Linked DNA regions of Homo sapiens: region 1 is linked to region 2. A link is an interaction called in ENCODE POLR2A ChIA-PET data of the cell type or tissue named here. Cell type or tissue: B cell. All regions are shown on one strand. Links, peaks and the distances in the headings refer to the core of each region. The heading gives the core; the rest is flanking DNA.

Evidence for each region. Peaks named below come from ENCODE experiments on the same cell type or tissue, not always from the same donor. Only the 100,000 strongest peaks of a DNase experiment are listed, where the experiment ranks them.
Region 1: POLR2A ChIA-PET joins it to region 2 with 5 read pairs; 3 of 35 experiments call an interaction of 5 or more read pairs at or near these places.

The regions. Positions count from the first base shown.
Region 1 is chr1:224,274,410-224,281,230 of GRCh38, reverse strand. It overlaps NVL (nuclear VCP like), which reads left to right. Exons shown (of 23, transcript NM_002533.4): 16 at 46-108; 17 at 5,773-5,892. Among named protein-coding and RNA genes, the nearest start is that of MIR320B2, 21 kb to the right of the region's middle. RefSeq lists a silencer at 6,218-6,418. In B cell, for the core only: no CTCF peak of the experiment used is centred there; no DNase peak of the experiment used is centred there.
Region 2 is chr1:224,142,519-224,147,518 of GRCh38, reverse strand. The region is part of intron 3 of FBXO28 (F-box protein 28); the gene reads right to left. LOC124903813 (UPF0764 protein C16orf89-like) reads left to right here and starts at 4,574. Exons shown (of 3, transcript XM_047436340.1): 1 at 4,574-4,717; 2 at 4,837-4,938. The coding sequence starts at 4,574. RefSeq lists an enhancer at 1,627-2,128. In B cell, for the core only: no CTCF peak of the experiment used is centred there; a DNase peak (open chromatin) is centred at 2,078; H3K27ac peaks cover 352 bases.

The DNA.
Region 1 (6,821 bases), core at 1,822-6,821, 130 kb before region 2:
ACTGTGTATTGGTCTTATTTGTGTCTTTTTGTTTCCTCTTGCTAGGCTGTTGCAAATGAGTCCGGACTAAATTTTATATCTGTCAAGGGCCCCGAATTACTAAACATGGTAAGTTATTGAGCAAGAACCATTATTTTAGATTAGAAAAAGTAATGGTCATGCAAATTACGGGGTAAAATGTTCTCAGATCTTTCAGCAATTGTGGTATTTTGGTATTTAAAATCAGTGCTGTAGGAGTGAGGAGGCTGAGCTTTGCTCTGCTCTGCCACTTTGGGTGTATAAATGCTTTCTCAATTAAGTCTGTTAACCTCTGAGCCTGAATTTTCCCACAGCTAGAAGCAGTAGAGCAAAGATTTCAATCTGAGTTGTCTGACTCCTGATCTACTTTTTGTCCAGTTGTCATGTGGCTCAGATGAGTTCCATATTAATAAATAAAAATACTTCTGGAGATAGAAGTCACTCAAGTGCTGTATCTTCCTTCTGCATTTAAGAAACTTATTATCCAAATTTAAGACACTTTGAATTTATTTTTTGTCCCTCTCTGTGAAAAGTAAAAATGCCATTCTATGATATATTCCAACAAAGAAGAAATGAGGGTAACATTTGTTTTAAAAGGTTTTTAAAATTTATCTCTACCTCAATTTTTAAATCTTTCCTATTGTGTATTACTTTCTCCCTAAAATAAGGGAGTTATACTTAAGTATTTCCTATGGGCTTTTTACATACCTCGTAACTTTTCTTGTACTTGGTTTTGATTTTCCAGCAGAGGTGGTATTAGATGTGAACCTTGAAGCAGAGGGCATTGGTGGGAACTGGGATTGGAAAAGAAGGTTATAGCCAGACATTGAAGGGCCTTTATACCAAGCTAAAGTTTGGATGTTAACTTCAGAATATCAGAGAGCTAATAGAGGCTTTAAGTCAAGAGTGTAACATATTTTTAAAGATTGTAATTAATAAAAATTTTATTATAAAATATTTCCACATATAAGGAATTCCAAAGAGTAATATAATATACCCCTATGTATCTATCACCCAGCAAAAAAAAAAAAAACAAAAAAAAACAGCAGTACACTTAAAGCTTCTTGCAAACCCTCCCTCATGATGTTCCCTGTTCTCTTTCCCATGGAACTTACCACAAGGCTGAATTTGGTGCTTATTAGTTCCATGCACTTCTTTCTATATTTACTATGTGTATATTTATCCCTAAACAATATATAGTATTATTTTATATGTTTCAGAAGTATAAGGCCAGGCACAGTGGCCGACACCTGTAATCCCCAGCACTTTGGGAGGCTGAGGCAAGAGGATCACTTGAGGCCAGGCATTTAAGACAGACCAGCATACCAAGACCCTGTCTCTACCAAAAAAATTTTTAATGTAATTTTTTTCAAGTATGAGGTTTATGAGATAATTGGAAATGTTAGTGCTTACTGAATATTTTATATTAAGGAAATACTAATTTTTAAGTGTGATATGACATTTTAAAATCATATTTTAGAGATACTGAAATATTTATAAATAAAATAGGACATCTAGGATTTTCTTCAATAAAACAAGGAAAGTGGCCAGGAGTATAGATGAAGCAAGACTGGTCATTAATCGAGTTGATAATAATTGAAGGTCAGTGATGGGTACATTTGAAGTTTATAACTGTTATATCTCTTTAGTTATAAGTTTGGAACTCTCCTTATAAACTCTCCATGGTATAAAGCAAAACAAACAAAAAACCCCTTTAAATAGTGTGTATTATTTTGCAACTTGGTTTGGTTGAGTTTTTTGGTTTTTGTTTTGTTTTGTTTTTTGAGAGAGAGACAGGGTCTCTGGAAGTAGAGGTTTTGCTGTATTGTCCAGGCTGGTCTCAAACTCCTGGCCTCAGGTGATCCTCCTATCTCAGCCTCCCAAAATGCTAGGATTACATGCGTGAGTGACTACACCTATTCTTGGTTGTTATTTTTGTTCAATATTTATTTATAATACTTATCTCTGTTGATGTATTTTTAGTTTATTAACTTTTTGTGTGGCATTTCATTGAATGAATGTAACCATACTTTAAAAATCAGTTTTTTTTCTGATGAATTTTTAGGTTGAATATTATATATGTATATCTTTGCATATATTTGTGAGATTTTTTTCCCCTTAGGGTATATACCCAGAAGGAGAATTGCTGAATCTTAGAGTATGTGCACTTTCAAAAATATTAGGTATTGGCTGGGCACAGTGGCTCACACCTATAATCCCAGCACTTTGAGAGGTCAAGGCAGGAGGATTGCTTGAGGCCAGTTTGAGACCAGCATGGGCAACATAGTGAGACCCTGTCTCTACAAAAAAACCCCATAAAATTAGCCAGATGCACACCTGTAGTCCCATCTCCTTGGGAGGCTGAGGTGGGAGGATCACGTGAGCCTGAGAGGTCGAGGCTGCAGTGAGCTATGATCACGCCACTGCTCTCCAGCCTAGGCAACAGAGCAACATCCTGTCTCAAAAAAAAAAAATTGGATATTGCTAACTATTTTTATAAAGTGATTGTATCAGATTGTCCCACATTCTCAACAGCAGTGTTGGTGTCTGATATTTTCATTTTTGCCAGTCTGGTAAATATGACATTTTGCCTCATTGTGGTCTGATTTGTTTTTAACGGGTGGGTAGGGGGAAGAGGTCTATGGAAGAGTGCAGAATGTCTCTGAAAGATTAGATGATCTGGGCTGGGTGCGGTGGCTCACGCCTATAATCCCTGCACTTTGGGAGGCCAAGGTGGGCAGATCACTTGAGGTCAAGAATTTAAGACCAGTGTGGCCAATGTGGTGAAACCCCATTGTAAAAATACAAAAAAATTAGCCAGGCATGGTGGTGGGTGTCTGTAATCCCAGCTACTCAGGAAGCTGAGGCAGGAGAATTGTTTGAACTCAGGAGGTGGAGGTTAACGGTGAGCAGAGATCACGCCACTGCACTCCAGCCTGGGCGACACAGTGAGACTCCGCCTCAAAAAAAAAAAAAAAAAAAAAAAGATTAGATGATCTAATGAGGAAGATGGGCATCTTGGGATTGGAAAATGAGTTCACTCTAGGACATTTTAGATTAAACAGCCATCTGGAGATGTCCAGCAGGCAGTAGGAAATGTGAATCTGAAGCTCTGAAGAGATTTGAAAGTCACTATCATCCAAGTGGCATCTAAAACCATGGGAATGGGTTCAGTCTGGTAGGACAAGTTTGTTAAGTAAAAGAACAGTTACATTAAGGGCCTCTGACAGAACCCTGAAAGATTCGAACAATTAAGGGATAAAGAAGCAAGATCTGGTAAAGGAGACCGAAAGTGCTTGGTCATAAGATGGAGAACACCCCGGACCTTCTAAGCCTGAAAACCAAGGGAAGATGAGTTTTTCAACCTTGTCAGTGTGACTAAACAGTATAAAAGATAGTGAGAGTGGGACTTGGGATTTGGTAATTAGAAGGTCATTGGTGGCTTTAGGGAAAATATGTTTAATAATGATGTTTGCAAAAGCCAGAATAAAATGGTTGAAAATTTGATGGCCAATAAAGATTTTGAGATAATAAATGTAGGATCTTTACTTGAAATGTTGCATATGTTTCAAATAAAGGATAAGATGGGCTTTTCATTTATTTACTTATTTTTAATCACTGTTGCCTTGTTAAGATTAAGTAGGTTTTAATATGTCCTCGTTGAAACTTTAGGTTTACCTTTCCCTAAATTAAATTTCCTTTTACCTAGCTACCTTGGTTTACCATTTCCAAAGTCACTTTGCCAACGGTATTGATTGTTCTCTTCTATTCCTATCTGAAACTTTATGTCTCCCAGCCCCCTGATATGCCTTCTTTTACAATAGTACTGAATATTTTGCTTCAGCATTGCAAGTATAGTTTTTGCTGAATTCGATTTTCCAGGAAAGTCTACTATATTTGTACACTGTTTATTATATTTGCACACTGTGTGCTATATTTGTACACTGTGCAGGATGTTATGACAGAAAAATCTGAATAGGACTCCTGCTTTCCAAGGACTTTGTAATATAATATAGTGAGGGTAGAAGAGCTCAAATGTTACAATAATGATAAAATCTGAATATCTGAATAGGACCCCTGCTTTCCAAGGGCTTTGTAATATAATATAGTGAAGGTAGAAGAGCTCAAATATTATAATAATACAAAGTACTTTAAGAGCAAAGAAATACTTTGGGTTTGGTTTCGGTCAAATGATAGTAAAACAGTTTTATGTGTCATAAAACTAGTTTTATGTGTCATAAAACTAGTTTTATGTGTCATAAAACTAGTTTTATGTGTCATAAAACTAGTTTTATGTGTCAAAGTCCAGAAAGTATCAGGATGAGGATAAGCCATATACAATTGCTGATATTTAACCATTTTTGACCTGTAATAGCCAACTGCATATAGTTCAACTTAATCAAATTAACTATTATGGGAAGAATGATTAATGAGGATCTTTTAGAATGCAAGAAGAAATGTTTGGAGGTAGGTTAGAAAGCAGTTCAAGTAAGGGAAGCAGAATGAGCAAAAGTTCAAAGAAAAGTACCAAAAGGATGTGAGGGAAAGAAAGTTCTAGTCAAATGAAAAAATAGCACTTTAATCTCTGTCGTCTGTGGTACTCTTTGCCTTGATTATTTAGTATGGCCATATAGTCATTAAATAGCATAGGTGATATGAAATAGTTGGCACTGTAGGCCGGGGGCAGTGGCTCATGCCTGTAATCCCAGTATTTTGGGAGGCTGAGTCAGGTGGATATTTGAGTTCAGGAGTTCGAGACCAGCCTGGCCAACATGGTGAAACCCCATCTCTACTAAAAATACAAAAATTAGCCAGGTGGTAGTGGTGGTATGCCTGCAATCCTAGCTACTCAGGAGGCTGAGGCAGGAGAATCACTTGAGCCTGGGGGCGTGGAGGTTGCAGTGAGCCGAGATGGCTCCACTGCACTCCTGTCTGGTTGACAGAGAGACCCTGTCTTAAAACAAAAATAATAATAATAATTGGCACTGTAAAGATGTTTTTGGATTCCATCTTATTTGGCAGTTTCATTAAGAAAAAAACTGCTCTTTCTTAATCATCTGGTTTGACATTTTACAAGAAAAATTTCTTATGCCTAAGCTAAAAGTGAAATAATCCTTACATGTAGCTTTTCATATTACTTAGTCCTAATGTTATAGTTGCTTGTGAATTGCTATATTTCTTGACTTATCTTAATGTTTTATATTTTGATTTAGATTTCAACATAGAGTAAGCCATTATGAAACCTGTTAAGTGCCTAGTTGGCTCACTTTGCCTCCTCTGATGCTGTATGACAAAATAGTTATTCCTTTATTTAGTAAGACGACTTGTGTAAAAATAACAATAAAACAGTAATTTGACTTGTGTGTATGTAAAATACTGTTGAATTAATGAAAATTACTGCTGGATATTTTATATGCACGAGGCTTACAAGATTAGTTCTAAAGTGCAATTGAATTTTGGTGATTTTTTTTGAGCTAGAGAAGAACTTACGTTTCACTTAAGTCTTCATTTTATAAATAAGGAAATTTATAGTAGGCTTAAATAGTAGCTAATTTTATTAAGTTGAACTATATGCAGTTGGCTATTACAGGTCAAAAATGGTTAAATATCAGCAATTGTATATGGTTCATTCTGATACTTTCTGGACTTTGACACATAAAACTAGTTTATGTCACATAAAACTGTTTAGTATCATTTGACCCAAACCACAAAGTTGAACTGTTGGTATTTTATTTCCTTTCTGTGTATGTTTAGTATGTTGGTGAGAGTGAACGTGCTGTGCGACAAGTTTTTCAACGAGCCAAGAACTCAGCACCCTGTGTGATATTCTTTGATGAAGTGGATGCTTTATGTCCTCGAAGATCAGACCGAGAGGTAAGTATCATGGACTAGTGGTTTTCAGATTCTTTTAGCACAATAAACCTTTTCTATGTTCCAAGCCAGGTATTTCTTATGAAGTCATCCCTTGGGAGCATTGAGACTCTTAATGAAGACACTTAGTAATTTGAAATCAAATCCTAGAGATAGCAGTTGTATTCTGTATCCGCCTCTGCATCCAGTTTTTTTCCTGTACATTATTTTGGTTGCACAATCTTTAGGTCATCCTAATTCACACAAATGAGTAGGTAAGTATGGAAATGATATTGTTTTAAATAGCTTGCCTTATAATCTTGTAATCCTACAACATTCTTGAGCTAAATGGGTTCTTGAGACAGGAAAACATACAGTTTAAGATATCATGCACTCAAAATAGGGTCAGGTTATTAACTTTTAAGACCCAAAACCTTTTCTCTTAAAGTGAGGACATTAAAATGATGAAGATAAAAAAAGACCCAACACCCATTTTATATCTGGAGAAGATATAAAATTGATCTGCACTGAATACCACTTGTGTCAGCCACACTGAGTCACAGTCCTTAGAGATTTCAGTACGGAGTACCAGAAACAGTTGTTATTAGGAGTGCTATTGTATAACAATTTGAAGCTTAGTGAAGCATAACATAAACAATAAATATATAACCTTTTTGAAGCAGATAGCAACTGCTATTTTTATTTATTTTTATTTTTATTTTTTTCGAGACGGAGTTTTGCTCTTGTCTCCCAGGCTGGAGTGCAATGGTGCATCTCGGCTCACTGCAACTTCCGCCTCCTGGGTTCAAGCGATTCTCCTCCCTCAGCCTCCTGAGTAGCTGGGATTACAGGCACCCGCCACCATGCCTGGCTAATTTTTGTATTTTTAGTAGAGACAGGGTTTCCTCATGTTGGTCAGGCTGGTCTTGAACTCCTGACCTCAGGTGATGTAT
Region 2 (5,000 bases), core at 1-5,000:
GCTTTGTAAATAGTAGTTACATTGTACTATTTTAAAATTCATATTTTAAAAACAGCTGTGGTTTTAAAAATTGTTTTTCTTCTCTTTTTTTTTTTTTTGACACAGTCTCGCTCTGTTGCCCAGGCTGGAGTGCAGTGGCATGATCTCGGCTCACTGCAACCTCTGCCTCCGGGGTTCAAGTGATTCTCCTGCCTCAGCCTCCCGAGTAGCTGGGACTACAGGCGCTTGCCACCACGCCCAGCTAATTTTTGTATTTTTAGTAGAGATGCGGGTTCACCATATTGGTCAGGCTGGTCTTGAACTCTTGACCTTGTGATCCGCCTGCCTCGGCCTGCCAAAGTGCTGGGATTATAGGCGTGAGCCACCGCATCCGGCAATTGTTTTTCTTCTCTAAATATACATATATATTTTTTGACAGAGTCTCACTAAATATTTTCTATCCACGGTTGGTTGAATCCATGAATGTGGAACCCACGAATACAGAGCTGACTACAGGTTATAAAAAATATTTTTGGCCAGGCACGGTGGCTCACGCCTGTAATCCCAGCACTTTGGGAGGCCAAGGAGGGCGGATTACGAGGTCAGGAGTTCGAGACCAGCCTGGCCAATATGGTGAAACCCTGTCTCTACTAAAAATACAAAAATTAGCCATGCATGGTGGCACGTGCCTATAGTCCCAGCTACTCGGGAGGCTGAGGCAGAAGAATCGCTTGAACCTGGGAGGCAGAGGTTGCAGCAAACCCAGATCGTGCCACTGCACTCCAGCCTGGGCGACACAGCAAGACTCAGTCTCCCAAAAAAAAAAAAAAAAAAAAATTTTAGTTTTATAAAAGTACAGTACAGGCTGTGGCTGGTGGCTTATGCCTGTAATCTCAGCACTTTGAGAGGCCAAGGGAGGCAGGAGTTCAAGAGCAACATAGCTAGAAACAGTCTCTACAAAAATTAAAAAGTACACCATCACATTTCTAACACACAGTAGAAGTACCACGCTTATGTCTAAAATGGTACAGTAACAAATTATATACGATGAATATCATTTAGGCCTTTAGACTGTGGGTGAGAAATAATTTTTTAATCTACTGTTTAGCAAACAAAGCTCCTGCTAGAATACTGAACCTCATAAATGCTCATTTTTTTCTCATTTTTCATCTGTCTTTTTGTTGTACTTGAGATTTCCTTAACTTTCCCTTCTACCCCTTTTATTTTTTAAAAAAATTTCCTCCATATTTAAAAAACCTAAGTGCATCTAAAATTTTCTAAATATTATTTTTAATTTTTTTTTTTTTGAAGACAGTCTCACTCTATCGCCCAGGCTGGAGTGTGATGGTGTGATCCCGGCTCACTGCAACCTCCGCTTCCCAGGTTCAAGTGATCCTCCTACCTCAGCCTCCTGAGTAGCTGGGAATACAGGCGTGTGCCACCACGCCCGGATAATTTTTTTTTTTTTTTTTTGAGAAGGAGTTTCGCTATTGTTGCCCAGGCTGGAGGGCAATGCCACAATCTCAGCTCACCGCAACCTCCACCTCCCGGATACAAGCAGTTCTCCTGCCTCAGCCTCCTGAGTAGCTGGGATTACACGCTTGCACCACCACACCTGGACAATTTTGTATTTTTAGTAGCGATGGGTTTCTCCATGTTGGTCAGGCTGGTCTCAAACTCCCGACCTCTGGTGATCCACCTGCCTTGGCCTTCCAAGTGCTGGGATTACAGGTGTGAGTCACTGCGCCTGGCCCATGCCCGGATAATTTTTGTACTTTTAGTAGAGGTGGAGTTTCACCATGTTGGCCAGGCTGGTCTCGAACTCATGACCTCAGGTGATCTGCCCGCATCAGCCTTCCAAAGTGCTGGGATTACAGGCATGAGCTACCAGGCCTGGCCTCAATATTCTTTATATGGCATGTTTGTTTGAATACGGTTATGTGCTGCATCATGATGTTATGGTCAATGACAAACCATATATGAGGGTCATCCTGTAAGATTATAATGGAGTTGGAAAATTCCCATCGCCTAGTATTTACTATATTATACAGAAGTCCTCATTTTAATGTTGATAGGTTCTTGAAAATCCCGACTTTAAGTGAAATGACATGTAATGAAACCAATTTTATCATAGGCTAATTAATATAAACAAGTGTTAAGTTCCTAAGGCATAGTTCTGGTCATGAAAACCACCAAACCTCTAAATAAAGACCTAAAACACTTCCTTTTTTTTTTTTTTTTTTTTTGAGATGTAGTCTTGCTCTGTTGCCCAGGCTGGAGTGCAGTGGCGCGATCTCAGCTCACTGAAACCTCTGCCTCCCTGGTTCAAGCGATTCTCCTGCCTCAGCCTCCGAGTAGCTGGAACTACAGATGCCCGCCATCACGCCCGGCTAATTTTAGTATTTATTTATCTATTTTTTAGTAGAGATGGGGTTTCACCATGTTGGCCAGGCTGGTCTTGAACGCCTGACCTCAAGCGATCCACTCGACTCAGCCTCCCAAAGTGCTAGGATTATAGGTGTGAGCCACCGCGCCCGGCCCCTAAAACACTTCTAATATCAAACACTGAAATAAATGTGAACTATACACACATTTAAGAAAGATTAATAAAAACAAGATAATGTATCCAATTTTTGGTCAATCAGTGAGCTATGGCAGTCATCATGGTGGTGGGTTACTTCAGGGAATACATGTTTGTAAAGCAAAAATTTTAAGGAGCACCTCCTACCAACATGTAGTTCAGAAACAATAACAAATAGGAGGGCTTGTTTTTTGTTTTTTGAGATGGAGTCTTGCTCTGTCACCAGGCTGGAGTGCAGTGGTGGCACGATCTCGGCTCACTGCAACCCCCACCTCCCAGATCAAGTGAGTCTCCTGCCTCAGCCTCCCAAGTAGCTGGGACTACAGGCACACACACCCACGCCCAGCTAATTTTGGTATTTTTAGTAGAGATGGGGTTTCACCATGTTGGCCAGGATGGTCCCGATCTCTTGACCTCGTGATCCACACACCTCCGCCTCCCAAAGTGCTGAAATCATAGGTGTGAGTCACTGCACCTAGCCTTTTTTGTTTTTTTTTGAGACAGGGTCTTCGCCCTGTTGCCCAGGCTGGAGTGCAGTGGCATGACCACATCTCGCTGCAGCCCTGACCTCCTGGGCTAAAGCGATCCTCTCACTTCAGTCTCCTGTGTAGCTGTGACCATAGGTGTGTGCCACCATGCCTGGCAATTTTTTTTTTCTGTAGAGACGAGGTCTCCCTATGTTGCTCAGGCTGGTCTTGAATTCCTGGTCTCAAGTGATCCTCCTATCTTGGCCTCCCAAAGTGCTGGGATTACAAGCATGAACCACCACACCTGGCCCATTCATTCATTCCTTTTTTTTTTTTTTGAGACATAGTTTCATTCTGTTTCCCAGGCTGGAGTACAGTGGCGCAACCTCAGCTCACTGCAACCTCCATCTCTCTCTGGGTCCAAGTGGTTCTTGTGCTTCAACCTCCCGAGTAGCTGGGATTACAGGTGCATGCCACCATGCCTGGCTAAATTTTGTATTTTTAGTAGAGGATGGGGTTTCACTATCTCTACTGGCCAGGCTGGTCTCAAACTCCTTACCTCAAGTGATCCACCCGCCTCAGCCTCCCAAAGTGCTGGGATTACGGTGTGAGCCACCATGCCTGGCTATTCATTCATTTTTCTTTTTTTTTTTTTTGAGATGGAGTCTTGCTCTGTCGTCCAGGCTGGAGTGCAGTGGCGTGATCTCAGCCCACTGCAAGCTCCGCCTCCCGGGTTCATGCTATTCTCCTGCCTCAGCCTCCCAAGTAGCTGGGACTACAGGTGCCCGCCATCACGCCTGGCTAATTTATTTATTTATTTTTTGTATTTTTAGTAGAAATGGGGTTTTACCGTGTTAGCTAGGATGGTCTCGATCACCTGACCTCGTGATCTGCCCGCCTCGGCCTCCCAAAGTGTTGGGATTACAGGCGTGAGCCACCACACCCGTCCTATTCATTCATTTTTCAATCTGCTTATTCTAGTTCAGGGTTGCAGGTGGCTGGAGCCCATCCTAGCAGCTCAGGGCACCAGGTCGTTATCCACCCTGGCCAGGATGCCATCTCACTGCAGGGCACCCTCACACCCACACTCACTCAGACTGGGACCACTAAGACATGTCAATGAACCTAACAGGCACAGCTCTGAGATGTCGGAGGAAGTCAGAGTGCCCAGAGAAAACTCATGCAGATATATGGAGAATGCACAAACTAAACAGACAGTGGCCCTGGCCGGGAACTGATTTTTTTTTCTCCTTCTCTTTTTTTTTTTTTTTTTGAGACAGAGTCTCACTCTGTCACCCAGGCTGGAGTGCAGTGGCACGATGTTGGCTCACTGCAACCTCCATCTCCTGGGTTCCGCACCACTGCACCCGGCTAATATATGTATTTATTTAGCTGGGACTACAGGCCCGCACCACCGCACGCTTGCTTGGTTGCTTATTTATTTAAGACAGAGTCTCATTCTGTTATTTACTTACTTACTTATTTATTTATTTCAGAGTCTCTTTCTGTCCCCCAGGCTGGAGTTCAGTGGCACGATTATTTATTTATGACAGAGTGTCTTTCTGTCCCCCAGGCTGGAGTTCAGTGGCAAGATCTCGGCTCACTGCAACCTCTGCCTCCTGGGTTGAAGCGATTCTCGTGCCTCAGCCTCCCGAGTGGCTGGGATTACAGGCACGCACCACCATGCCTGGCTTTTTGTACTTTTAGTAGAGACAGGGTTTCACCATGTTGCCCAGGCCGGTTCAAACTCTTAAGCACAGGCAATCCACCTGCCTTGGCCTCCCGAAGTGCTAGGATTACAGGTGGGAGCCACTGTGCCTGGCAATTTTTTTATTTTTAGTAGAGACAGGGCTTCACCATGTTGGCCAGGCTGGTCTTGAACTCCTGACCTCAGGTGATCCACCCACCTCAGCCTCCCAAAGTGCTGGGATCACAGGCGTGAGCCACTGAGCCCAGCCTGATTTTTTTTTCTC